Linked DNA regions of Homo sapiens: region 1 is linked to region 2. A link is an interaction called in ENCODE POLR2A ChIA-PET data of the cell type or tissue named here. Cell type or tissue: IMR-90. All regions are shown on one strand.

Region 1 (2,500 bases), 310 kb before region 2:
GTCAAAAACATTATTTTTAAAGAGAGACCGTAACCAACTCCAGGATTCTGGATGTGTTCTGTGTTTTAAATCTACTGTATAAGGATGAGAAATAATCAGCATAGGACTTCTTCAGACAAACAGACAAAAAGTAGTTTTATAATATTTTATTATCAATAACAAACAGCTGCTCTAATGTGTCTGTCCAGCAGCTGTTAAAGAGTGGAGGACACCCTTGACCCTAACAAGGAAAACAAATTAAGCCTTTATGTACAAGCAAATTTAGAGCTCTTTTAAGTGTCCAAAGCTATTAATTAGTTTAATTAAGGCATTAAACTAATTCTGAATTAACATTTTTATAACCAAGAACTAAAATGTTCAAATTTTTTTCTAGTACAAAAAAATTAAATTTGCTTTAGTTATAAAAGAGCTCTGTCAATATACACAAACTATATACTTCAGACATTCACAAAAATGTGAGCAGAAGGCTTATCAAAAGACATTTAATACAATTAGTTTTCAACAACCCCTTGGTGGTCCACATCTACAAAGATATCCAGCCCAACCCAACCCCCCTTCCAAATCCCACCCCCACAGAAAAGCACATACTTACCAGAATTTTTAGCAAGTATGGTTTGGGAATTTTTGTGGTTTTTGTTTTTTAAAAAAAGGCCCCCAGGGCAAGTTATTTACAGTTTAATTGCCACTGTCAACTGATCTGGACCTTGATCGGGACCGGGACCTCTGGCGATCCACAGATGCTGGAGACTTAGATCTACTTGAAGAACCACGTTTCTGGCTCTTCTCAGGCACGGGAGACCTACTAACAGAACGGGACTTGCTCCGGCTCCGGCTCCTGCTCCTGCTTCTTGACCGGCTGTAAGATTTGCGACTACGGGAACGGGATCGGCTACGAGACCTAGAGGAACTTCTGGTCCGGGATCGAGACCTGCTTCTTGACCTACTATGAAAAATGAAAAGAAATCAGCCTAGATAAGACTCTACAACAAACCCATTAAATACAACTTTTGACTTTAAAAAATTAGAGATACCTGTGCCTTTTGCTGCCTTCAATTAATTTTATTTTTCTCCCATTTATTTCCTTTCCAGAAAGTTTTTCAATAGCATTCTTTAAGTCACCATAAGAGGCAAACTCAACCACCCTAAAATGGAAAACAGCCACTTTTAAAGTATATACATCCTGTAGTCTCACACATTGCACACAGCAGTCTAGGTAAGTCGTTTCTATGTTCACTTTTGCTATTGCTACTATTGAGTCTTATTTCTGGATAACACAGCATTAAAAGAGCAAAGTTTTGGCACTGTTATACTTTGAGCCAATTCATTGTTGAGGGGGTTCCCTATGCACCGTGGGATGCTTAGCAGGATGCCTAGCCCCTACTGACTACATGCCAACAGCATCCTCTCTCAACCAGTTGTGACAACCAAACTTGTCTCCAGACACTGCCAAAGGTGTGGGGGGGAGGAGGGAAGCAGCAAAATTGTCTCTGGAGAATCTCTGCATTCTAACATATTCAAATTTTAAGTCCTCAAAACTAAGTTCACAGTAAAATTTTCCGGATATTTTTAAAGACTTTCACAGTTTCCAGTACATACCCTTCATTTAATTTAGGTCGGTGTGCATCCGCAAACGTTACTTCCCCAGCTTGTCTCATGAAATCTTTGAGATCCTTAACACAAGATAATTGTGTTAAGCAAAGAAGAGGAAAGGGGACACACAAACAATCACATGATATAAAAAAAACAAGACTACTGAAAGAGAAGATGTTAGATAAAGTACAAACATGGCATTTACCACACTTGTATTCTATCAGAATTCAAAAATTATCTATGTCAGGGCACGGAATAAGCAAATAGCATATTGCTTTTAAGCAAAATGCTAAAAGAAATTCAGATTTTAACATTAAGGTAGTATTAGTCTATGCTGAGCTCAGTACAAAAGAAAAAAAAACAAACAAAAAAACAACAAAAAAGGAAACAGTACATATTTTTAAAGTAAAGACTAAAGTAGAGAAGTTTTATTTAAAAAAACAGAACATTTACAAGACACCAGTTATTTTGTGCCCCATATGTCATTAAAAAAGTTTACTTTACCTTTATTATTATTTCCCTAGGCTAGTCAAGCAGCAAACCATTAATCGGTCGGAGAAACCTTCATGACATATGCCCGACTGGCTCTTCGCCACCCACTTGAAGGACACTACCCAATCGATGGAAGCCTTTAATCGCACAGCCCTCCCTATTAGCGGACTATTGGCGGATGCAGACATGTTCTACTCGAGCAGTTACCAAGGACCACTTTACTGCGATCAGGATTCCAACGACCACCTAATTTCGTATCTTTCAACTCTTTTCGACCGGACCTCTTATTCGGAAGCGTTACAGGAAGACAGGTCTCAACTTAGGGATCAGATCACGTTATCAACGCTCTGGGATCGCTGCAACCTGGCACTTCAAGGAAGTGCACCGATAACGTCTAGACCGGCAAACACAGATCTAG
Region 2 (2,500 bases):
GCTTCTTACTGCTGGGCTCTTTCATTCCACTATCTCTGTGTCAGTGCTTGCATTGAGACTTTGTCAGTTTAATTAGGCCCTCCATGTGTCTTCCTTATTTTTTTTTTTTTTTTTTTTTTTTTTTTTGAGACAGAGTCTCGCTCTGTCGCCCAGGCTGGAGTGCAGTAGCGTGATCTTGGCTCACTGCAAGCTCCGCCTCCCGGGTTCACAGCATTCTCCTGCCTCAGCCTCCCAAGTAGCTGGGACTACAGGCGCCCGCCACCACGCCCGGCTAATTTTTTGTATTTTTAGTAGAGACGGGGTTTCACCGTGTTAGCCAGGATGGTCTTGATCTCCTGACCTCGTGATCCACCCACCTCGGCCTCCCAAAGCGCTGGGATTCCAGGTGTGAGCCACTGCTCCCAGCCCTTCCTTTTCAACTATTCTTTCCTCACTCCATTCCAGCTGCACTTGTCTTTTTGCTTCTTCTTGAACAAGCCAAGTAAGCTCTAATGTTAGGACCTGTGCTCTAGCTATTTGCTGTGCCTGGGATATTCTCCTCCCAGGTATCTGCTTGGCTCAGGTACTCACTTCTTTCAAGTCTTGGTTCAGGTTTCACTTTTTTTTTTTTTTTTTTTTCCAGACAGAGTCTTGTTCTGTTGCCCAGGCTAGAGTGCAGTGGTGCGATCTCAGCTCACTGCAACCTCTGCCTCCTGGGCTCAAGCAATTCTCATGCCTCAGCCACCCGAGTAGCTGGGATTACAGGTATGCACCACCACGCCTGGCTAATTTTTGTATTTTTAGTAGAGACAGAGTTTTGCCATGTTGGCCAAGCTGGTCTTGAACTCCTGGCCTCAAGTGATCCCAAAGTACTGGGATTACAGGCGTGAGCCACCACGCCTGGCCAGGTTTCACCTTTAAGTGTCCAGCTCTGACCATCTGTGTAGTAAAGAATTAGGCGGCCTTTGTCTTTGGTTTCTGGGAAGTAACCTCTAATTCTCTGGAATTTCCTGAGTGATAGGAGTATTCATTATTCACGGTGGACTCCTGGGATCCCACTTGATAGTTTCTGCTAACACAGTGACTCACGGAAGACCCCTGGATAGTTTATGTTTGCAAGATGACTCAGGCTGGGAGCTGGCCACCCGGAAAAGCCAACCATGTAGTTAGAGTTGGGGCTTTGAGTCATGTGATACCAGTCCAACCTCCAGGAAGGAAAAGGGGGCTAGAGATTGAGTTCAACCACATAGCCAATGATTCAATCATACCTAAATAACGAAGCCTCAATAAAAACTCCGGATACCAAAACTCAGGAGAACGTCCCTGGTCAGAGTATTTTCATGCTTCAATGCTGGGAGGGCAATGTGTCCCTGAGAATGAGGGAAGCTTCACATTTGGGACTCTCTCAGACTTTGCCCCAGGCACCTCTTCTTCTGTTTCTGGTCTGTCCTTTTTGCTATAATAGAACTGCAATCATAACATAGTTTTTTCTGGAGTTCTGTGAGTTGTTTTAGCAAATTACTGACCAGAGAGTGGCTGTGGGAAACTCCAAATTTGCAGCCAGCTAGTCAGAAGAAAGGATGACCTGGTAATTCCTGAACTTGCTGCTGGTGTCTGGAGAGCAGTTTTGTGGAGGAATGTGCCCTTAATGTTGAGTTCCCATTTTTTAAGTGTACAATTCAATAGCTTTTGGTAGGTTCACAGAATTGTGCAGCTGTCATCCCCAACATGTTTTTTGAACTTTCAAATTTCTGATCTGGTTCAATCAAAAAGGAACCTCCAATCCAGGTTAATCACTGGAATTGATTATTTCATCTCTTCAGACTCTCTTAATTTAGAACAGAATTCTTCCTTTTTTTTAAGTGAATTTTTTGAGACAGAGTCTTGCTCTGTTGCCCAGGCTGGAGTGAAATGGCGTGATCACAGTTCACTGCAGCCTTGACCTCCTGGGGTCAAGCAATCCTCCCACCTCAGCTTCCCAAGTAGCTGGGACCACAGGTGCATGTCACTATATCCAGCTTTTTTTTTTTTTTTTTTTTTTGAGACAGAGTCTCGCTCTGTCACCCAGGCTGGAGTGCAGCGGCGTGATCTCGGTTCACTGCAAACTCTGCCTCCCGGGTTCGCGACATTCTCCTGCCTCAGTCTCCCGAGCAGCTGGGACTACAGGCGCCCGCCACCACGCCCAGCTAATTTTTTGTATTTTTAGTAGAGACGGGGTTTCACCATATTAGCCAGGATGGTCTCAATCTCCTGACCTCGCGACCCACCCACCTCGGCCTCCCAAAGTGCTGGGATTACAGGCGTGAGCCACCGTGCCTGGCCCCAGCTAATTTTTTTTTTTTAATTTTTTGTAGAGATGGGGGTCTCACTGTGTTGCCCAAGCTGGTCTCAAACTCCTGGGCTCAAGCAATCCTCCCACCTCAGCCACTCAAAGTGGCTGAGATTACAGACATGAACCATCACACCTGGTGACACTGACTTTTAAAGACTTTTTATTGAGCTATGACATAAGGTAAAAAGC

Evidence for each region. Peaks named below come from ENCODE experiments on the same cell type or tissue, not always from the same donor. Only the 100,000 strongest peaks of a DNase experiment are listed, where the experiment ranks them.
Region 1: POLR2A ChIA-PET joins it to region 2 with 13 read pairs; 2 of 35 experiments call an interaction of 5 or more read pairs at or near these places.

The regions. Positions count from the first base shown.
Region 1 is chr14:69,769,637-69,772,136 of GRCh38, reverse strand. It overlaps SRSF5 (serine and arginine rich splicing factor 5), which reads right to left. Exons shown (of 8, transcript NM_001320214.2): 6 at 1,597-1,670; 7 at 1,032-1,142; 8 at 132-943. The coding sequence ends at 676. Among named protein-coding and RNA genes, the nearest start is that of SRSF5, 3.7 kb to the right of the region's middle. RefSeq lists an enhancer at 423-1,622. In IMR-90, no CTCF peak of the experiment used is centred here; no DNase peak of the experiment used is centred here.
Region 2 is chr14:69,463,600-69,466,099 of GRCh38, reverse strand. No RefSeq gene overlaps it. Among named protein-coding and RNA genes, the nearest start is that of PLEKHD1, 20 kb to the left of the region's middle. In IMR-90, no CTCF peak of the experiment used is centred here; a DNase peak (open chromatin) is centred at 1,089; H3K27ac peaks cover 592 bases.